Regions from separate parts of the Homo sapiens genome. Here region 1 is linked to region 2. A link is a loop called in an ENCODE intact Hi-C map of the cell type or tissue named here. Cell type or tissue: GM12878. All regions are shown on one strand. Each heading gives the region's core, and the rest is flanking DNA. Links, peaks and the distances in the headings are about the cores only. Region 1 has its middle 50 kb from the start of THEMIS. Region 2 overlaps THEMIS (thymocyte selection associated).

Region 1 (12,165 bases), core at 1,897-9,896, 96 kb before region 2:
TTTCAATAAATGTTTATTAGACATAGTTTAAGCCAGGCCTAGAATCCATGCTTCCTTCTTCTCCTGTGTTTTCCCCACTACATCATACAGTGTTTCTGCTTCTGAAAAAGCAGACAAATAAATGAAACCCCAAGGCATCGGCTCCTGGGAACTTTCCAGGATTATCCTTTGAGTACACTGGATAGCTCATTCCCCTAAGTACTTTGGCACTTCATTTACAGTATTCCTGAATTCAATGAGCAGTTTAGTAAGTAAATTGACTCAGGACCATGAGAAACAAAAAATAAATCTGGGCCTAAGGAGACTATGGCATGCATCCAGTTCAATATCACGGATTGAACATAAACAAAATCTTCTTCCATTCCAGTCCAAACGCATAAATGATAACAACATACAAACATACTTTATAAATATAGAGCTTACTGTGAAAACTAGAAAGATAAATCTCATAAATCAGAAATAGAGAGGCTTTTCCAAAAAAGAAAAATGGAGAAAGCCATAGTAGTGAGCGGGGGCTGAAACTGTGTGACCTGGGGGGTACCAGAGAAGATGGGAGAGAATAGAGCCAAACTGTGTCTGCACAGCTGGGGCCTGAAGGACACCAGCCAGGAAACAAATAGATGCCCTTGACTGAAAGATCGAGATGTACTGAGTCATCCATCTGTACCCGTCAGAGCTGGATAGCCTCGAAGCATGTCACTCATCTTGGGTTAAGAGTCCTGAGAATGTACTAGACTTCCAGCACTGCCATTACAATGTATTGCGGACTGGGTGGCTTAAAACAACAGAAATTTATTTTTTCAGTTCTTAGAGGCTAGAAGTTTGAAATCAAGGTATTGGCAAGGCCATTTTCCCTCTGAAACCTGTAGGGGGAGAATCTTTCCTTGCCTCTTCCTAGCTTCCAATCCTTGGCATTCCTGGCTTGTAGCCACATCACTCCAATCTCTGCCCCCATCTTCACATGCTGTTCTCCCAATGTCTCTTCTCCTCTTATGATATTAGTCATACTGCACAGTGATATGTCATACATAGTATCACCTCGTTTTAACTTAACTAGTAGTATATGGAATGACTCTGTTTCCAAATAAGGTCACCTTCTAAGGTGCTGAGGATTCAGACAACATATATTTTTGGAGGACACAGCCCAACCCACAACATACAGCAATATAAAACACACCCAGCCAAATTATTCAAGTTGTGAGGGTAGAATGGGGATATTTTCAGATATATTCAACCCATAACACTAATGTATACAGAACTGCATTCCCAGCTGCAAGAACATCTTTTTCCTCCATATTTATATATCCATAAAATATGGTTTTACTGGATTTTAAATGTTATGTAAATGTTAGACTGTGGGTACCCTGCTGCTGCTTACTGTTTTTCTCTTAATATGTTTTTGAGATTTATTTACATTGGAAATCTAGTTCATTTTAAAAATTACTGTATGATATTTGATTGTGGAGATATAACCTGTTTTATCAAAACTTTCTCTTATGTATGAATGAATGTTATTCTCTATTTGCCTCTTAAGCATCAGTCTCTGCCCTTCTCTACTTGGCTCTCTGTTATGGGAGGCTAACTTCTTGAATCTGCATCACCCGGGGTCCCTTGCTTTCTGCCTTAGAGTTGGTTTGGCCAAGGCAAGGCACCAACAAAAGACCAGCTGGTGGGAGGAAAGGGAGGTGGTACATTCCCCATACTGGTCCACATTTTTTATAATGGCTGCAATTCCTCTATCAATGTCCTGGGAGGGAGCCATTTGCCCCATAACTTCAGCCCTCCAGGTTCCAGTAACACTGCTTTATTCTTGTCTCCATTCAGGCCCAGGGATGATAACTTATAGCTTTGTTACTTCTTGGGTGCTTTACCAACCCTTATTGGTACTACTGTAAATAGTCTTTTCAACAACAACAACAACAACAAAAATCCCTCAATTAACTATTTGAGTATGCCATCAATTTCCTGCTGAACTCTTGACTTATACTGTAATTGGTTCCAGAAGTTCCCCTAAAACACAGTTCATCAAATCGTATATGGAGTTGAGTCACTTATATATTTGATGAGTTGCATAGACAGACTTTTTGCCCTGGGGAAATTGAAACCTGGAAATCTGAGGCAAGAAATGGCTGGTACCTTTACTAAAACACATCAGCTTCTGGCATGCAATATGAACCTACTGACCTAGCAAATGCTTTCTTTTTAGTTTCCATCAGTAACTATAACCTGTAACACCTCACCTTTGCCCAGAGGGTCAGCAGTACAACTTTGCTGTCTTTTATCAAGACAATATCTGATCTCTGTCATGTTGAGGTCTAGACTAGAGCAGTGATCCTCAAAGTGTCATCTGTGAACTGGTTTCTGGTCCATGTTTCTTATTTATCCCCAATGAATTAGGAAGTTTGCACCAGAATGTGAACTATACCACTAAGCACACCGTTTGGCTCAGCTGACAATTTTTTTCTTAGAAAGACTTTTTTGATGAAGGAGTAGTGCATTGATTTATTTTCTGGTGGAAGCTCCTTACCTCACTGTTGCAGGCACGTACTTTGAATAGCTGCTTCCTGGTCTAGAGGGAGCTTGATTATCTTGACACCCAGTAGAATGCCATGTTGGAGCATATTAATTTTACCATGTCATCAGGAAGAAACTAACAACCTGATGCCTTAGGAAGACAAACACATGACCAAGGAAGGGAGACAAACCATGTGAAAGTTCATAGACTTGTGATCATATGAAGTTTCTAGTGTGACAATGCTGTGAAAATGGCAGAATATTCCTTTTCAAATTAGAAACAAGTTGTCTCACTTTGCACAGTCCACAAAAGAAAGAGCTCTAGCATTCAGTATGTCTCATTGAAACTGGGACGCGACAAATTCCATATTTGGATATACTACTCTGGCCCAACCACCAGGTAACCTATACAGCTACCTGTTCCAAGGGATATTTAGAGCAAGGTGGGGTTATGCAGCAGGTCCAGGCTTCTGTGCAAGCTGACCCATCACTTAGACCTGTGACCCAGCAAAGTGAATTGTACTTGAAGTATTTGTGGCAGAAAGGGATAAAATCTGTTGCCAGCAACAATGACATCACCAGACCGCTGAGGTTTTAGAGTAAGGCTAATTCCTCTTCTTCAAACTACTATCCTCCATTGGTAAGGCTGCTTTTAGTTTGTTTCTTGGCCCTGGTGGAAAAGAAGCAGATGATGGTGGTATGGAACACCAGCGATATAGGTATGGAGCTACCATTAAGAACTGAGTGCTATCTGACCCATAGAATTACGAAGTGGGATGTGTGCAGCCGTTTTTCGTGATTAAATGTAACTTATACATATGAATATAAGACTGAATTTGAAAATGTGAAGAAACCACAAGTATATTTCAGGAGTGGTGGCTCAGAATCCTCTAGCATCTGCTCCTGCTCTTCACCTCCTCTTCCTGAACTCACATCTATGATACCATTGAGATGATAAAACAATTGTAGTTTTGTTAGTTAGGTACAAGACCCTTCTTGTTTTGCAGGGTCTAGACAAAGGGTTGGCAAACAACTGCCTATGGGCCAAATCTAACCTGCCACCTGTTTGTCCTGATCACAAATTAATAATTTTTACATTTTAAAATGGTTTAGCGGGGCCAGGCGCAGTGGCTCATACCTGTAATCCCAGTACTTTGGGAGGCCAAAGTGGGTGGATTGTCTGAGGTCAGGAGTTCAAGACCAGTCTGGCCAACATGGTGAAACCCCGTCTCTACTAAAAACACAAAAAATTAGCCGGACATGGTTGCAGGCACTTGTAATCCCAGCTACTCGGGAGGCTGAGACAGGAGAATTGCTTGAACCTGGGAGGTGGAGGTTGCAGTGAGCCGAGATCATGCCACTGCACTCCAGCCTGGGCAACAGAGAAAGGCCTCAGCTCAAAAAAAAAAAGAAAGAAAAAAAAAAGGTTTTGGGGAAGAATCAAATGAAAACTAGGAGTTTGTAATGTGTAATCATTATCCAAAACTCAAATGTTAGTGTGGGTGCAATCTATACTACAATAGCTAAAGCCTAAAATATTGACTATCTGGCTTTTTATAGAAATGTTTGTCAAACTTGTTCTAGAAGCTGCCGAACTACATTGCCTAAAATGCTTACCAGCAGATTAGATTCTGGTAATGAGAGAGGTTTGCAAGAGATTTAGAAGGAAGAAAAGAAGCAGAAGGTAGTAATCTCCTACGGCGTGTAAGAGAACTGCATGGGCTTTGGCAGATGGCTCATAGGAGGTTTTGCCAGCAGCTTTTAGGCCTTAGCTTACAAATTCACCACAGAGGCTCAGCCCAGATCACAAATGACTCCTGCACTTTATGGGCTCCTGAATTCTGATGTCAGTTTCCTCCCAGGCTTTGCTCTTCCTCCCTTCCAAAGTCTTGTGTAAGTCTTACATTCCTATATTTAGTCCCTTCCTCCTCGACATACCTAAAGTGGGGTATGTCTTTTTTTTTTTTTTTTTCAGTTGGAGTCTTGCTCTGTTGCCAGGCTAGAGTGCAGTGGTGCTATCTCGGCTCACTGCAACCTCCACTTCCTGGGTTCAAGCGATTCCCCTGCCTCAGCCTCCTGAGTAGCTGAGACTAGTGGCGCACGTCACCACACCCAGTTAATTTTTTGTATTTTAGTAGAGATGGGGTTTCACCATGTTGGCCAGGATGGACTCGATCTGCTAACCTCGTGATCCACCCGCCTCGGCCTCCCAAAGTGCTGGGATTCCAGGTGTGAGCCACCACGCCTGGCCTAAAGTGGGTATGTCTTATTTATTTATTTATTTATTTTTGAGATATGGTCTCACTCTGTTGTCCAGGCTGGAGTGCAGTGGCATGAACATGGCTCACTGCAGCATCGACCTCCTGTGCTCAAACAATCCTCCCACCTCAGCCTCCTGAGTAGCTGGGACCACAGGTGCAGGCCACCATGCCCCACTAATTTTTTGTATTATTTGTAGAGATGGGGTTTCGCTGTGTTGCCCAGGTTGGTCTCACACTCCTGGGTTCAAGCGATCCACCTGCCTCGGCCTCCTAAAGTGCTAGGATTACAGATGTGAGTCACCATGCTTGTCATAAAGTGCCTATTTCTGATTTTCTACCCAAACCTTGACTAAGTTAATAAGAAAAGCACTAAATAAGAAATACAGGGTAACTAGAACATAGCTACAGCTATAAGCAGAATTATGGGTTCTGTGAGAGCACGTAATGGAATTCTTACCTATTCTGGGAAATAGGGTAAAGTTTCCCTGAGGAAGTGAAAACTGATATTAGATCTGAAAGAATATGAGGAAGCTCTTGCAAAAGACTAGAGCTTCCAGGACAGAGGCAATGTAAGAAGTATGAGGAAAGGTATCCAAATAACCCTTTGGCAGGAAGAACGTCGGTGCTACAAAGAGAAAAATGTGAATGGGACTGAAACTCAGAAAGCAATGTGCCAGAGAAAGCTGGAGTTGGACAGAGAAGCTGTCCCATACAGGACCTTCCAAGCTGTGGGAGGGATTATGGTCTTTCTCCCATAAGCGATTGGGGGCCCACCACTCTGTTTTTCTCTCTGTTGGTCATACAAAACTTCATCACAGATGTTATAAGAGATGGGGCTTGACTAATAGGTGGAAGAGCCATGAGAGAGGAGAGTACTACAAAAAATGGACGAGATATAAATTGTATACCAATCAGTTTAGCAGGATCAGAGTGGAGATTCATTTAAAGACAAAGCACAAAGGACCTAACATTGACAGGAGTTTGGACTTTATTTTGTTAATGAAAAGTTATCCAGGCAACCAAAAAGGACACTTTTCTGGAGACTTTTTTCTGTGGTAGAACTTAAACTGAAACATCAAACTTGAATTAAGACTGAGAAATACTGTTGGTGTTTGTTAATGATTGTGTTTTGTGGTTCTTGAAGTGAGACAAAGGCTTAAAAGTACAGGAAATTGGTGGCTTTGGTAAAGTAAAAACTGAATTGTTTCATATTAAAAGAGGCCATTGCAAGGTTTGTCTTTATGCTATTGCTGTAGCAATAGAGGAACTAGATCATGGCACTTTTGAAGAGTAGATGAGAAAATGCCAGGTCTCCTCAGCTGTGCCTGCAGGTACCCAGGTCTGGCAATCTTAGGAAAAAGGCAAAGGAAAGAGGGTTCAGTGGAATTTGACACCAGGCCTTCAGGAGACATGAAAGAATCATTTAAACATGAGTTTAAAAGTACTATTTATTGTCCGAGAAAGAATAACATCACGTATACATTTATAATGGCTAGGTAAGAAAAAAAGGAAGTATTATTCTAGCAGAGTTGGCAAATGTTGCAGGTTAGCTTCCCCAAAAAGAGACCCGGAAATGGAGATTAGCATGCAGGCAGTGTGTTGGGTAGTGTTCCTGAGAACTACACACATGCCAGTTGAGGGAAGCAGGATTGAGCAGAAGGAGTTTAACCACCAGGCAGTTCTAACAAGTCTCGGGTGCCTCTTCAGGGTTGCCTCCATTGAGGCAGAGGCCAGGCCTTTGTATCGCTCCATGAACCGGTCATTGGCTGCAGCCTACCCAGAGGCAAAGGACAGAACCTTAAATGAGGAAGCTTCCACCAACCATGGGTGATATCTGGAGGGGCATTCAGCTAAGTGCTGTCAGTAGTCAACAATTCTGGCAGCTGGATGATGGGTGCATGGCCTTAAAGAAAGTTGTGTGTCTAACGCTATAGCGTTCACTACAGTTCACTCCTGTGTGTCTCTGGATCTTTTACTTCATATAATGTAGTGAATTCACCCTGTCTGGAGGCAGCTCCTACAAGATTATGGTTGGTCTCTACCACCAGGGAAACATACAAGAGGAAGATTAACAGTACAAACTACAAACTCCGGTGCTGTGGCTAATTTCAAGGATATTTATCATTTTAAGTTTGCTTCACCCTTAACTAGCTCCTCTGCTTGTCTTGATGGCTCACGTGGTTGAGTGATGCAGACCTTCGTCCAAGAGGAGTGAGAGCTCCTAATCCCCATGTATTTCTCAAGCACAGCTGCTATACTTGACTATTACCTGTTAATAGTGGACACCAACAGATACGCCAGTGCATCACTTTGATGCCAAATGAATCCTTCCCTGCCCACATTGTATACCATCAGCCTTGTCTCCCCCTGAAGATCAGGATCAATTATACCTGCAAGGATGTTGACATTGTTCTTTTCCCACCAAGCTCTAGGTATAAAGAGACTAAGGTAACCAGAGGTCAACTTTGACTTAATGTTTAATGGGACTCTCACTTTGTCCTTTGGTGGGAGGGAGTGTTCCTAAATCTCTAAAGCTAAAAGAGCCTAGAGTTAAAGGTACAGAATACAAACTTCCAAGTAAGTCACTCAGCTTGATGATCATTGAGGCCACTCTTACTTTCACCCCTTGGTTCCTGTTGCAATGTATTTACATATGGGGAGCACAACACAATATAATGAATATCAATGTGTTAAGTGTCTCATCATGAAAGATAGTGCCCTATTATCCAAGTTGGTGCCTCATCTTTACATCCAAACTGGTGCTGCATCTGTACTTTTAATAAGCTACTCTATCACTCCATCATCTGATGGTTTCTGGGTAGTATAGAAAGTAAGAGGACAAGTGAATCCCGTGACCATGAGCTTGCTGATGAACTTCCTTTGCTTTAAAATAGTTCCTTTGGTTTTATTTACTGTTACATGGGATCTGTATTGGTGGATCAAAACTCTATAAACCTTTGGAGAATGGTACTGGTTAAAGCCCTTCAAGCAGAAAAGGTAACCCATACCCAGAATAACTGTTGATTCCAATCAACATAAATCACTGGTTATTCTAGCATAGATGAAATCCAATGTACTGAACTTGCAACCACCTGTCAGTGGCTGTCACCCCAGCCATTTGGCAGTGGCTAAGAACAGAAGCTGTGTAAACATCGATTAGCTGTATAATTCTGTCCACTCGGTTTCGGTGGATATTCTCTAGTTTTAATATGCAATATGCTTTCTCTGATAATTCTACCCACATATATCTTCCCCAAATCTCCTTGTCTGCAATCTTACAATTTTTTTTTTCATTCCAGGGCCCCAAGCAAAGATCCAAGCCACTGGTCATTATCCATGAATCCATGCATATATGTCTACTTATATTTTCCTGCAAAGTGCATGACCAGAGGCACTGCCCAAAACTTTACTGAGTGCTATAATTTCTTCTTCTAGCCACTGTCTTTCAAGGCCACCACTAAGTGGGCCTGCAGTAGAATAGCAGTCTATTGTCAACGTGCACCCATGTGCTGAACTAACCAATTTATGAACTTTGCATGGCCCTCTGCCTCCTGTGTCAGCTGGCCATAAAAGACTTCTCTCATTTACTATAGCTGTTTGATGAGAGAAGGGTACTGGTGCAGCAGTAGTGGATGGCACAGACTTCTGAACTATTCGATTGTGCAGTTGACTTCACTACTGTTGCTTGCTCCAAGTGATACCAATTCCATTTTACAATGGATTGATTACTGCTAGGTCTGATTGACCCTATGACTTGGTGGGTCTGAGATAACCCAACTCAAGGTGGGTAGTTCTGTCACTGTGCATCCAGGTTCAGATGCTCCATTTCTACCAGGACCCAGTCAAAAACCAACATCTATTTTTAGAATGATGCTCAATCATCTAAACATCAGACAATATGGAGATGTTTAGAACCCATACTGTTGCTCCAGAACCCATACTGTTACTCTTCTATTTGGTGGTACCCTAAATGCCATATGGCATCTTTCCCAACACAGATAACTTTAACATAAGAAGGTCTGCCAGATCGAAGGGCCCAAGCAGCAGGAATGCTTGTATGCACGGCAGCTCGGAACTGTTGCAGTGCCCTTTCCTGCTCTGGACCCCGTTTAAAGTCAGTAACCTTCCTTATCAGTAAATGGGATGATATAGTTTTCCCAAGTATGGCATATATACTGCCTCCAGAATTGGGAGAGTTCTGCTAGGCATTACACATCCTTCTACTTTAGCGGCTCAAAATGCAATTCTTAGTTCTCTAATTTGGACAGTTCTTTGTTCTTTATATTTGTATGTCTCAGTCTGACCCACCGCTACACTCTTTTTTTTTCCTTCAAAATGATGGTCATGACAGGATTCCAACCAGTCCCTGTCTCTTTTTTTTTTTTTTTTATGAGACAGAGTCTGGCTCCGTTGCCAGGCTGGAGTGCCGTGGTGCAGTCTTGGCTCACTGCAACCTCCACCTCCCCAGTTCAAGTGATTCTCCTGCCTCAGCCTCCCAAGTAGCTGGGAATACAGGCATCTGCCACCACGCCTAGCTAATTTTTGTATTTTTAGTAGAGACAGGGTTTCACCATGTTGGCCAGGATGGTCTCGATCTCTTGACCTCGTGATCCACCCTCCTTGGCCTCTCAAATTGCTGGGATTACAGGTGGGAGCCACTGCACCCGGCCTGCCTCTTAAACTCTTAAAATCTTTACTGATGTGGCATGTCACTGATTCTTTGTAGAGTTTCTCTGCTGCCATCAGAAGTGATTGTTTCTTACCAAAGCCTACGATGTATTTGCCATTTCTTGTTCATCAGGTCTAATTAGCAGTTTTTCATTGAATTGAAAGAATTCTTTTTTTTTTTGGAAATGTCCAAATGTGCAGGTTGCTTCCAGCTATATTACAACAGAGTGTCAGAAATACTGCAGCTCCAGGGCAAGATCACAAATAGATGCTATTGCTTATCTCATGTGAATGTGAACTACTTTAGGTCCTCTTCCCTGATAGAAATGAAAATAACAAATTTGCTAGGTCAATGGCTATATACCATGTTCCCAAGTCCATGTTAATTTGTGCTAGTAAAGATAATATATCTGAAATGCCAATTTTAATTGGAGTTGCTGCTTAATTGAGTTTGCAGTAACCACCGTTACCAAGAGGATGTATCTGGTTTCTCTAGGTGCCAGATTGGTAAATGAAATGGAGATATGTTAAGGTGCATTTTCTAGGTGTCTAAAGGTAACATTACTGTATGCCATTTCCCCAAATTGCAATTTTAAACATTTTAATGAGATATAATTAACATATCATACTATTCACCTATTTAAACTGCATAACTCAATGTGTTTTAGTACACTCATTGAGTTGGGCAATATTAGTCTTGACTTACTCTCTTGTGAGGAAGTTTCAGAGAAATCCCCTTGATTTCCCCCCACTACACATAGTTCTCATCTCACAGATCAAGAAACCAATGTGGAGCTTTTCCAGCCACCAAGATATCCATTGAATCGGACATTTGGAGACTAGAGAAATGACTACAGGATGTGTCCATGGAATAAGTGATCTCACTGTGAGTTGGATCTGGGACAGGACTACACTTAACATCTTACTCCCATACCCATCACTCTAATGAGGGTAGGGAATGTGGATACTTCCTACAGTCCTCTAATATTTTGAGTATTCTCGTTTTTCTGATGTACAGGTACTTGAGCAAATGGTAGTGGTTCCTTTTGGAGAGGGACCGGGGAAACTATTATCTGTATACCTGCCATGGTGCTGCAGGTTCCTTTCTCATGGTCAATCAGCCTCTCCTTCAGTCAGTGATTTCAGATCTAAGAACTAGCTTAGGTCTGGAAACTGAGTAGAGAATTGTGACTTGTTTTCAGGGTAGACTATGAACTCTAACATGGTATTTTTTAGCTCTTTAATTCTTTCCTTCACCATTCATTCTGGCAGTTTCCACTTCACTTAGTATGAGTCATCACTTTTTCCAAGCATCCTAGGGCCAGTCTAGCAGTATAAGAGTACCATCTTCCAGGGTTCCTGCCAGTGTATTAAATCTTATGTCGGAGAGTGATCCCATATGATAAACATGTCCTTGCCTAGTTTCGCATTCCATCCCTCTTGTTATAGTGCTCTCAAGATTCAGGTTCATATGTAATCTCCCAACTACAACCCATACATGTTGCCTAGGTCCTTTGATAGCTTTGGTATATAATGACTTTCTTCCCTTAGAAGGCCCTGCACTTTCCTGGCCTGGTTATGGCTAGGGATTATGGATTGGGTTATAACCCAATCCCAGTTATTTTTCTAGCAGTCAGTAGAGAAAGTGGTGCTATATCTTGAGTAGAGAAACTGGTGTCTTTCAATCAAAAATCTATACATTGTCTTCAAAATAAGGGGAGAGTGATGGTTATTAAGGGTGAGAAGTGAGACATTTCTGCAGTCTTTGGGTTCCGAGGATTATTGAAATTCAGGATCTTTTAGTACATTGTCCCAGGAGTTCCCATTCCAAGTTTCAGGGTCCCCCCGTTTCTCAATCAGTGCTTTGACCTTGGCATATCAGACCTGACAGGGTTGAGAATGCAACCTACTCTGGAGCAGGTTCTCTTATAATTAATTACTGGGTCTCATGCTCAGCCTTTTGTACTCTGTAGCTGATGGAAATGAGAGCCTCTATGTGATGTCAAGGAAACTCTTGGGCTTTACCATTTTACCTTATGTTGGTGATTAATCACCTTCATCTTTCCACTGTCTTTTTCCAATATGTCATGTGTCTCATCAGTAACTATCTGATCCTATCATTCTTATAATTATTATTTTCCCCAAGTATCTAAAAATCTTAATATATTACACCTGCCAGTGAATTACATTTCATAAGTATCTCATCCCCATTCATCACTGGTATAAGTTTTACTCATACTGCAAACATGTGCCAGGGGCTGTGAGTGCTTCATCTACCTCCAATGATGGTGTCCTTATTACCATACGACCCACAGCGAATCTAGCTCTAAAATCACATTTATGGGGTTTGCTTCCTATGGACATTCCCAGAACCAACTCTCTTATGTTGGATTCCCCAGAAAACAGACTCCAGGACTCTGGGATTTAGGTGCAGATTTATTTACAGGGCATTTACTAGAGACCAACACAAGTAAGGGATGAGGGAGGCAAGATTGGGCAGAAGATAAAATTGAACTGCAATGAATTGCACCAGAGGCTTCAACTGATCCTGTGGAGATTCCTGTAACTGGGATAGCCCTTCATGATTGTCTCTATTGAGTCAGGGGATCAAGATCTTTGTACCACAACTCTGACTACTCATTAAATTCAAGCAGCCTTCAAGGAAATGTCTTAATCTTGACTGAGGCAACTTCTTTCAACCAACAACAATTCCTAGAGATAC
Region 2 (12,165 bases), core at 2,115-10,114:
TCAGCCTCCCCAGGTAGCTGGGATTACAGGCACCCACCACCATGACCGGCTAATTTTTGTATTTTTAGTAGAGACAGGTTTCACCATGTTGGCCAGGCTGGTCTTGAACTCCTAAACTCAGGTGATCCACCCACCTTGGCCTCCCAAAGTGCTGGGCTTACAGGCGTGAGCCACTGTGCCCAGTCTTTACTCTCAATTTCTAAACTATAATTCACAAGCAGAATAGCTAATGGAGTGTTTAATTAATGCTAACAAAGTTAGGGAAATAGATAATAACATGAAGCTTTATTTTGTATGTATTGTGCGAACACACTGTAATCCATTAGGGTCCCTGTATAATCAATGCAGTCAGTACATTTGTATTCATTAAATGGAAATAGAGAACAAGTTTATGGTTTTAAATGGCTATAGATGTCTATATTAAATTTATTTAACATTTAAGATATAAAATGTAGGCAGAGATGTTGATGTGTATAAAATGTACTTGAAACCAAGTCCTTCCTAAAACAATAAGCCAACTCCCAAAGCAATATTGTTTATACATGAAATTATGATATTATTTATGTCATTTTGAGGGTAAAAATTTGGGTGAAATATGGGAAATATTTGATCAATAATAGTATCAGAAGATGCACAGTCACTGATTTGTTCCACAATCATAGATAAGTGTTCTGTGGATACACAGGAGGGATATTTATTTCATACACACACCCTCAAATCCCTTTGCTCTGATAATGTTTACTCAATGAGCCACAATGATGACTTCTATCATGACAACCACTTGTAAGCCCTCTTAGTACAGTTTTATTTAATCTATTAAATTAATAAATTTACCATTAAACAAATACGTTTTTAGCTAATGCACGAAACAGTGATTTATTCTTCTTCTATCACTGAAACTTAGTCACCTGAATTTCTTACACATCACTCAGAGTGACTGAAATGTTGTTCTTTTCTGGGTTTTGGTCCTAGTACTTATTTAATCTGATTTTATTTATTTATTTATTTATTTTTGGCTCTCAGGCCCCAGCATTTCCAATCTGTAGGAACTTTTATTGCTTCCCCATGTTCAGATGTTTTAAGTAAGACTCACCAACATTTCCTACAGTCTTTTGCATATTTCAGTCTTTAGGCTTGACTTCCTGGATAATACTTAAACCCCCAATTCACGAGAAAAATCCTATATTCTTAGAGGTTAGGGAGATTTTACCTTAGTTCTTAGCACAGCCATAACTTTTCTTATTATGTAATCCCAATGCCTTGCCTTCTTAATACTGATATTTTGGGGATGAGAGAGTCTCTATGGCCTGGAAAGATCATTTCCTAGCATTTCTCAGATGTACCTTTAGTGCTATATCTAGTGTCCAACTGGGAGTATCCACCCTTAGTAAAGCTGAAAGCTTGCTTTTTCGTGTCTACTTATATGTACCCTGCATTAAAATATCATGCTCACTTATTTTTAGACACATTCTTCATAGAGTGGGAATGACATTGTCTCTGCCTTACAGGAAATGCAGACCATCTCTTTGTGGAAGACTGGCCATATAAATGTCTATTGCAACCATGGCCTCTTTTGAACTTCATTCCTGTGGTCGCCTATCTAGAGGTTCATTTGGAAAATTGAATTTATCACCATAATGGTCTCAATGCCACATCAACTGCCATGTCTAGGTACACAATTGCCAATAAAATAGTTTTACACTTAAACATTTCCTTTAGAGGGATGCTCCTTCTTGATAATTTGTGCTATCCTGAAGCAAAAAATAATCACACCTATTTATAATGAGCAAAGTTGCATCTCCACTGGCAACCCCAGTGGATATGGTTCTATCAGACACTATCAGCCATACTTTGCAGATATAATTTCCTAGCTTATAAAAATATATCTCAGATGGTCACATGAGCTCCCTCTTTATGCAAACTTAACTAGTAGAGATTCATATTATAGAACCACTACCCTCATTACTCCTTGTCTAGAGAATTCACAACATAGTCAGCTTGTATATACTTCACTTGTATATTTGATATCAAACATACCAAATAAAGATATAACCCATGCAAAAACCTTTGACTTGACCATGCTTTAAACTCCTTATGTAGAAGGACCACTATTATGTTCACAACAATTAATTGTCATTTTACAATGACACAAAATTATAACAACATTCACTAATCATCTAATAAGTGATAAAAAAAACTGTTTTACTAGCTGTGGGGGAGGTATACATATAGTTAAGATAATGTCTCTTCTCTAGGAAATCATAATAAATTGCAAAATATACATAACACTCCAATTGAAAGAGTGATAATAATCACATAAGGCTTTAATGGAGATACGCATGAAGTGCTATCAGAGCACAGAGGAGAGAATTAATTCTTACTTAGGTGTAGGGATCAAGGAAGGCTTTGAAGAAAATGATAAATATGGGCTGAAGCTTTGGAATTGGTTGGACTTTGACAAGTTAATAAGGATGTAAAGGGATGGGTGGCCTGGTGTAGTGGCAGGGGGTGGTAGGGCAGGCAGTAATGGAGGGAGAGTGCATTTGAGTAAAGGGGAGAAACATCCAATGCAGTTTCCTATTTGCTGACTGTCACACGTTTTTAACTTTGTAGGGAAGATGGAAGAAAATCTATTGAACCAATTGTTTTGGCTGTTCTGATGTGATCACAGCATTGCTTATATGGATTGTCAAACAAGGGATGAGCTCATAAAAGGATATTAATGTGTCGTTTTTATTGAGCAAAGTAGCATTACAGAAAAGGTGATTTCAAAGGCACATGGCTCTTTCATTACAGCCTTCAGGGGCAATGTTTGATCACTGAAAACAGGCTGCTTTGTTCCAGCTTTCTCTGATGTTTGGCATTATTCTGAATACATATGCTTTGACTTGGATAGAATCAGTCTGTAAAGATTTAATAGATTCGAGATTTGCTTATTCAAAATACATGTTTTATGGTTAAAATGAAATGAAAGCCATTTTAATATGTATGTCTATATATACACAGATATATTTCAGACACATATCTCAGCAATTTTTTTAAAAGCAATTACACATATTATGTGTTTGTTTTGAGATAATGAAAGTTGGATATTTTTAAAATTCACCATTTTAACTTATCAAGAAGGAAAAAATATATTTTAAGACACATTATATTGGTGATAATAAAATACAAGATTTCCAGTTTTAGCGACTTAAGCTTTGCTATATGTCCCTGTCACCTATCATAGACATAACTTTCTAGCTTTCTAGTGCTGGACATCTCTGAACACTTTCTTTATTAAAAATGAGTTAACAGCTTTCTTGGTTGAAGAACATTGGAAGTCACGAAATATTAAAGAGAAATTACAAAAGATTATTATTTACATGATAGTCTTTTCCTTATGTGACTGAAAGAAGTGAGCTTTTTTCTTCCAAAAGGAAAGACTTGCTTGGAAAAAGACCTGAAGAGTCAAAAGCTTTTCTTGTGGTGACCAAGACTCATGAAATTTCTTTTTATAGAATTCTCTGGCTTCTATTCCATGTGAATTGATATGAAATCTCACATAAATTTATCTTTTTATTTTGAATTCCAATTGAACCTTTAAAAGAAAGATGACATTCCAACTCAGCCAATTTGATATACATTACATTTACAATTAGATAATCAGTGCACTGAAATTAAGCCCAACAGACTTCAGCTGAAATGGGCTACGTTAGATTATGTTCCATTTAATATGACAAAGAAAAATTTTACTATTTGCTTCTTTACTTAAAAGCCTTCCCTTTCCCTCTCTCCACTTATAACATCCTCTAACTCAATGATGCCCAGTGCTTTCTCTGCTTAACACATTTTCCCCTCTATGTTAGTTTTGCAACAATTTCAAACAGAGACTATATTGTTATCCATTTGTTGCCTAGGCCAATGTTTGCAAACCTTAATGTCCTTATAAATCATCTAGGGATCTTGTTAAAAACACAGGTTCTGATTCAGTAGGTCTGGGGTCTAAGATTCTAACAAGCTCTCAGGTGATGTGGTGGACCAAGGTTTGTATAGCAAACACTTAGAGTACAAATGACCTGTCCTTAAATGTGTTTTTGGACCATGATAACTGGAAATGTAGATTCTGTGACTTTGTGGTTGCTTCATACTTTAAATTGCTTTTTTATTTATTGATAATGAATCAATAATGAATGCTCTGAACCATCAGGACTCCCTCTACTTCCCTAGTCTCTGTTTTTACCACTTCCTCCTTCTTACTTACATTTTAGACATAACAAAGTACTTGAAGTTTCCAGAATGTATCAGGCTCTTTCACATCTCAGTGCCTTTTCAAATACTATTTCCTCTGCCTGTCCTGGTGTCCTGTGACTCTTCCTTTAAAACTCAAATCTGCAGTCATCTCCTCCAGGAATCCTTCTCTAATCTCTTTTTCATGTAATTGCATAATTAAATGCCTTCAGTATACTCCCACATTGCCCTGTATTTCCTTTATTACACCCTTCTCCTAATCTGTTGCAATTGTCTGCTTAATTGTTCTTTCCCTTCAAGACAATGCTTCTGGGGGGAATGAATAATGCATTTTATCTCTGATTCCTATTGCCAATCGCCAACATAGTAGGTTTTTTTTTTTAATCAAAGTTTGCTGAATGAATGAACAGGGGAAGTTGATGTGTTGTAGTCATACAAGAAAGTAATGCAATATTTCTTCTCATGAAGTTTAAAATTGAATTGGGAGTCATAAAAACTGAAACTCATAAAAAATTAAGTATAGGGTGAGATAATACTAAAGATATAAAATGTTAGTATGTGATTAATTGCCAAATGAGGATCATAGCAAATAACCATTCAGAGTCAATTGGGGGAAAAATGTCACTGTGGATTTATTAGTATTTTTAATACCTCAATTTGTTCCACAAAGGACTTGAGCCTGCTGATAACATTAAGCATTAAAGTTAACGAAAATATGAGCACATATGTAGTTAAGGGAATAGTATGAGACAAGGAGAGGGTTATGGAAATATGTACCGGAAGCTTGAGGAATGGATAGACTATCCTTAATATGTATTCTTTAGATGTATTCTTCTTGTCTGCAAAAATGCTTCTTGCTCAGATAAGGACAGTAATGTGGGTGTGCTGGATTTTCATACCCACTCTGCCTGGGAAGCTGACTTCTGTGGGGACATTAGTAGCTCGCTTGTCCTCTGGCTTCTGGCAGAATTTGGCTAATGGGATGCCTATGGAGAAGAGTGAGGTCAGGACATTTATTTTCTTTGGTTGCCTAGAACTGGCTGTGCCTCTTTTTAAAGATGGCCCCTATGATAAACTTCCTGAAATTATTCTAATTTGAGTGTGCCCTGTTACCTATTGGGACTCTGATATGACCTCAGAGTTGTTGTTTAGAGCTAGATTGGATACCAGGCTTACTAACTTTTCTGGCAACCATCAATACCATAAAAATGTTCTAGGTGCATGCTACATATCAGGAACAATTCTATGAGGAGGTGGTTCTACACAGAAAAATTCAGAAAACAAACAAGCAAACCTAAAACGCTGTGCTCATATACTTCACATGTAGTATGGCAAAGACAACGTAAATCATCTTGGAAGTCAGGAAAAACTGATATATATAAAAGCTCACAGCTCTATAATGTTTATTTATACTTGCCTTAAGTTAGTGTTGAATTGTAAAGCAATAATATGCCAGAGATATAGTTTTTGGGTTGTTTCCTTTTCACTGGGGGTAGATTATCCAGAATTTTTGCCTCTGCTCTTGGCTGTTGTTCATCTTGTGGTTATTTTACTCCTCACTGTCCTTCCATCAGGGAATATTAAAGGAAAATAAGTGAATGAAAACTTAGCTGTAGCATCTATGATAAAAGGTTTGTCAAGAAGACGATTGAAATACTGACTAAAATGAAGCTTTTCAGTTTATCTGGGTTGGTCTGCCCCCTATCGCCACAAAGATACTCAGAATGGTTTCTAGCTTGTCAAAAACCAAGAGATAAAAATGGGCAAAAAGTTTTACTTTCATGCTAATGAAGAGAACCAGATCTAATAAATAAATATGACCCTCTTAATGTGAAGCCCTGGTGTGCAGACCCTCTTTTTCATCTCCAATTGTATGACAACCTTGTTTGCAGTTGTTATTTAGATCATTTTTGAGTCATATGAGCTTAATTTTGTGACCCAGCAAAAACAGATCATAAATCTCAGTAGTGGAAGATACGTTTGTAGTTTGACCATGGTAAGATGAGCTGAGGGTGCTGAGGAAATCATAAATTCAATTTACAAAAATAACAAAAATAAGATTTATTTATATTTGGCCCAGTGAATAAAGTGAAAATCTAATATTTTTCTGGTCTATGCTGTACATTTTGCCAAGCTTGATTAAATTCCTGTTTAGCAGGTAGCTAAGAGAGGAACTGAATTAAAACACTTTATATTAAGCTTTTGAGTCTACTTTGTTTTTCACTGTTTTCTTTTTAAAAAGCTGTTTTAACTTTTCTTTCCTTTTAGGCTCTATTTATGAAATGTTTGGAAATGAATGCTGTTTTTCAACAGGAGAAGTGATTAAAATTACTGGTCTCAAAGTTAAGAAGATCATAGCTGAAATTTGTGAGCAGATTGAAGGTTGTGAGTCTCTACAGCCATTTGAACTGCCTATGAATTTTCCAGGTACAGCACATTGCAACCACTTATCATTTGTACAACTATATTGTTATTAATATGTATATATACACAACCAAAAACAAGAAAAAAATGGTCTGTTTTTCACTCTAGGATAATGGGGGGGAAAATCCGGAATTGTTATAGTTTGATCATTTTAAGAACGAATGGAAAGCAACTATTTTCTCCTTTTTTAAAGTGAAAGATGTTTATCTTGTACTTAAGAATTAATCTCTTTGGTTAACAAACATTTAGTGAGTTCCAACTATATACACACCACTAGTTGTGCTAAATAATGAGAACCAAGAAATCAAAGATATATTTTCATAAATTCTGTAGAACTAAGTAACATCATTTAAGCCTATCTACCCTCTTTGCTATTCCTACTGTCATTACTCTAGCTCCTTGGATCACCGTTGACCTTGCCTGTCTAATATTACTGAAAAGTCGGCCTGGTCTTTTTTATCTAATTGACTCTACTCAGCCCTCCAAAACTAGCTCAAATATCATGCCATCTAGAAGACTTTTGCTGACCCTCTAACCTAATCTAGATTTCTCTTTTATGTTCCCATAGTATGTTGGGCCTCATAACATACACCTCACTGGATAGTCATTGATGACTTTCTCATTTGCCATATTTTTTACACTAGGGGTTGGCAGACTTTTTCTATAAAGAGCCAAATAGTAAATCTTTTAGGTTTTGTGGCCAGAGGGTCTCTGTCACACCTATTTCACTATGCTATTTATGTGGTAGCACGAAAGCAGCTCTGGATAATACATAAACCAATGAGCATGGCTATGGCTCAATAAAACTTTATTTACAAAAACAGGTGACAAGCAGGATTTGACTCATCTACTGTAGTTTGCTGACCTCTGCTGTAGACTAAAACTCCTTGACATAAAATATGAACATGTGACTTTGTATTTCTGATACCAAGCACAATTTCTGGCACAGAGTGTGTGCTCAGGAATTGTTAACTGAATGAATGAATGAATGACCAGTGGAAGAGAAAAATCTCATAAATCTTAACAATATGATGTGTTTCATGGTTTGATGGAAGTATACTTGTGTTCTTTGTGGGGCTTGAAAAGGAATATCAGACTATAGTTGGTTGTGTTTCAGAACAGGGATTCTGCAGCCATTGTACTTGAATCCCAGCTCTGCCACTTCTTAGCTGAATAACTTTGACAAGTTATTTACCCTCCTTTCATGTAAAATGGGAATAATAATACTGTCTATCTCCTAGTGTTATTGGGAGGGCTACGTATTGAAATATATTTAGTGTTTAGAAAGGTACATGGCATATAGAAAGGTGCATAAAAAAGTGTCAGCTTTTGTTACCATTATTAAGATATTATTACTGTCATTGGAGGAGTCAGGAAAAGCTTTTTAGGGAATGTTTTAATTGGGCTGAGGTTGGAAGAATGAAAATATATTAGCTATATTGAAGTGAGGATTTTTTCAAGTGCTCTAGTATTCAGTCCCCTTTCAAATGAAACTTTCCACATTGTTCAATTCTATTTCTTTCTTACTCATCTTTTATAACAATGATTCTCAAATTTGGCTGCACATTAGAATCACTTAGGGAGCTTTAAAAAATTCTGATGTTCAGGCCACTTACATGAGATATTCTGATTTGTTTGCTCTGTGGCAAAGTCTGGTCATCAAGGTTTCTTAAAGCTCCCAGTGTGATACTAATGAGCAGCCAGTGTTGAGAACCATTACTTTATAAGATGCCTCTCTTAAGTACTCTAATTAGATGTAACAATTCCCTTTTTAAATCACTATAGTTTTTCGTGCCTTAATCATTGCATTTATCACATTTTGCATGTAATTGAGGCTATTTGTGTACTTGTCTGACTACCACCATCTGTCTAATAGATCACAAGTTTGCTGAGGCAGAATCTGAATCTTATTTATTACAATAATCCCCATGGTATTTAGAAAAAGATGCACATAATAAATATTTAGTAAGTTAAAATGACTAGAATCTTTGGTAGAAGGAATTTTTCTTATTAGAATAGTGAAAACACTTAGTTTTTGGCTAACAGTTTAATTTGGGGAGTTGCTATTTAGAATATTCTTTTGAACTTCCAATTAGCATGATAATCTTGCATCTATTAAGTGACAATTTGAAAATGATGTTTATAAAACAGTTTTATTGTAAAGGACAGAGTGAAAATGGAAAGGTAAAGTGATTGGCACTGGTCAGGGTATAGTTTCTTTCTTCAAAGAGAACTCCTAGATAATGATGAAAGGGATCCCAGATACAGGGATAATTCTTCTACATCAGCACTAAGGAGAAAGATAGAAATCAAAGATACTAATGTTATTCAAAAATTTTAATAGCAGCATCTCTTTATTTATACTATTTTAAAACTATTTAAGTTCCCAATTAGATTTTTGACTTAAAAAGTCAAATGGTATTTTAAAACATTCTTCCTCATTTGTAAATTTCCCAAAATTTCCTTTTGCTATTGATTTCTAATTTTATTCTATTATAGTCAGATGACATATTTTGTATGACTCAATCCTTTTAAATGTATTGAGACTTGTTTTTTTTGGACTAATATATGATCTAGAGTATGTTCTGTATTCACTTGAGAAGAATATATTTTCTATTTTTGTTGGGTAAGTGTTCTACAGATGTCTGTTGGTTTATGTGTATTGTTCAAGTCTTCTATTTCTTTGTGTATCTTCTTTCTAGTTTTAGTCATTGTTGAAAGTGAAGTGTTGATGTTTCCAGCTACTATTGTTGAATTGTTTATTTTCCCTTCAATTCTGTCAGCTTTTGCTTCATGTATTTGCAGGCTCTGATGGTAGGGGTATATGTATTTGTAATTGTTATCTCTTGTTGATGGAGTGACCCTTTTATCATTATATAATATTCTTTGACTCTAGTAGCAATTTTTGTTTTAAAGTCTATTTTGTCTGGTATTAGTATAGTCACTCCAGTTTTCTTTCAGTTAATATTTGCAAGGTCTCTCATCTTTTATTCTTTTACTTTCAAACTACAGACAGTCCCCGACGTATGATGACATGATTATAATTTTTCAGCTTTACCATGATGCAAAAGCAATATGCATTCCATAGAAAGCATACATCAAATTTTGAATTTTGCTTTTACTAACTGCAGGCTAATGTAAGTGTTCTGAGCACATTTAAGGTAGGTTGTGTTTTCAACTCCTTTGGGTAAATACCAAGGAGTGTGATTATTGGACTGTATAGTAAGAGTATGTTTAGTTTAAAGAAACTGCCAAACTATATTCCAAAGTAGCTGTACAATTTTGCATTCCCAAAAACAATAAATGAGAGTTTCTTTTGTTCCACATCCTCACCAGCATTTTGCTTTGTCAATATTTTGGATTTTGGACATTTTATAAGTAGACGCCTATGGTATATCATTGTTTTAATTTGCAATGCCCTGATGGCATGTATTCAGGATATGCTTCTCATATGCTTGTTTGCTATCAGTACATCTTCTTTGGTGAGGTGTCTGTTCAAGTCTTTTGCTCATTTTTTTAAAAATTGAGTTCTTGTTTTTCTTGTTATGTTTTAAGAATTCTTTACATATTTGGGGTAACAGTCTTTATCAGATTTGACTCTTGCAAATATTTTCTCCCATTCCGTGGCCTGTCTTCTCATTCTTTTGAGAGATTCCAAGGCTGTCTTTGATTTTCAACCATTTGATCATCACATGTCTAGGCATGAATCTTTGAGTTTAGTCTACTTGAAGTGTATTAAGTTTCTTGAATGTGTAGATTGTTTTTCATCAAATTTTGAAAGTTTTTGCCATTTTTTAAAAATATATTCTTTCTATACCTCTCTCTCTCTGCTCTCCTTTTAGGAATCCTATTATTCTTATATTCTTATGCTTTAAGGTGACCCATAGGTGTTTGAGACTTTGTTCTTTTCTTTATACTTTTTTTCCTCTGCCCCTGAATGTATAATCTCAATTGCATTTTCTTCACATTTGATTTACGTTATCTATTTGGTAAGATATTATTCTCATACTTTTGTTCTAGTTATGTAGACACGATTTTCTTTAGTTCTTTGTATATATTTTAAATAGCTAATTTAAGTTTTTCTTCTCTAGTAAGTCTGATATCTGGGCTTTCTTAGAGACAGGTTATGTTATTATTATTATTATTATTTCCATAGATTCAGGGTTACAAGTAGTTTTTGATTACATGGATAAGTTCTTTAGTGGTGATTTCTGAGATTTTAGTGCACCCACCAACAAAGCAGTGAACACTCTACCCAATATGTAGTCTTTTAATCCCTCACCCCCTTCCAACCTTCCCCGCTAAGTCCCCAAATTCCATTTATCACTCTTATGCCTTTGTGTCCTCATAGCTTAGCTCCTACTTGTAAGTGAGAAAATATGATATTTTGTTTTTCATTCCTGAGTTATTGCAGTTAAAATAATTGCATCCAACTCCATCCAAGTTGCTGCAAAAGACATTATTTCATTTCTTTTTACAGATGAGTAATATTCCATGGTGTATATATACTACATTTTTTAATCCATTTGTTGGTTGATGGACAGTTAGGTCAGTTCCATATCTTTGCAATTGTGAATTGTGCTGTTATAAACATGTGTATGCATGTGTCTTTTTCATACAATGACTTTTTTTCCTTTGAGTAGATATGCAGTAATGGAATTGCCAGATTGTTCTACTTTTGGTTATTTAAGGACTCTCCATACTGTTTTCCATAGTGGTTGTACTAATTTATATTCTCACCAGCAGTCTAAAAGTGTTTCCTTTTCATGAGATTTATGCCAACATCTATCATCTATTGTTTTTTGACTTTTTTATTATGGCTATTCTTTCAGGAGTAAGGTGGTATCTCATTGTGGTTTTAATTTGCATTTCCCTGATTATTAGTTATGTTGGGCATTTTTCATATGTTTGTTGTTCATATGTGTATAGTCTTTTGAGAAATAGCTGTTCATGTCATTTGCCCACTTGTTGGTGGGATTATTAGTTTTCTTCTTGCTTATTTGTTTGAGTTCCTTATAGATTCTAGATACTAGTCCTTGGTTGGATGCATAGTTTGCAAATATTTTCTCCCACTTTGTGGGTTGTCTGTTTACTCTGCTGCTTATTTCTTTTGCTGTGTGGAAACTCTTCAGTTTAATTAGGTCCCATTTATTTATTTTTGTGGCATTTGCTTTTGGTGTCTTAGTCATGAATTATTTGCCTAAGCTCATTTCCAGAATAATTTTTCTGATGTTATCTTCCAAAACTTTATGGTTTCAGGTCTTATATATCAACCTTTGACCCATCTTGAGTTGATTTTTGTATAACATGAGAAATGGGGATCAAGTTTCATTCTTGTACATGTGGCTTGACAGTTTTTCTAGCACCATTTATTGAATATTATATTGTTTCCCTAATTTACGTTTTTGTATGCTTTGTTGATGATCACCTGACTGTAAGTATGTGGCTTTATTTTTGGGTTCTGTATTCTGTTCCATTGGTCTATGTGCATATTTTCATACAAGTACTATG

The links. Hi-C counts contacts between places; a loop is a spot of excess contacts. Peaks named below come from ENCODE experiments on the same cell type or tissue, not always from the same donor. Only the 100,000 strongest peaks of a DNase experiment are listed, where the experiment ranks them.
Region 1: it touches region 2 in a loop (2.6-fold over the local background); 4 of 110 quality-filtered maps call a loop at or near these places.

The regions. Positions count from the first base shown.
Region 1 is chr6:127,945,163-127,957,327 of GRCh38, reverse strand. No RefSeq gene overlaps it. Among named protein-coding and RNA genes, the nearest start is that of THEMIS, 50 kb to the right of the region's middle. In GM12878, for the core only: no CTCF peak of the experiment used is centred there; a DNase peak (open chromatin) is centred at 5,887.
Region 2 is chr6:127,849,522-127,861,686 of GRCh38, reverse strand. It overlaps THEMIS (thymocyte selection associated), which reads left to right. Exons shown (of 6, transcript NM_001010923.3): 2 at 6,499-6,657. Among named protein-coding and RNA genes, the nearest start is that of THEMIS, 45 kb to the left of the region's middle. In GM12878, for the core only: CTCF peaks have their summits at 5,935 and 7,513 (motif pointing left); no DNase peak of the experiment used is centred there.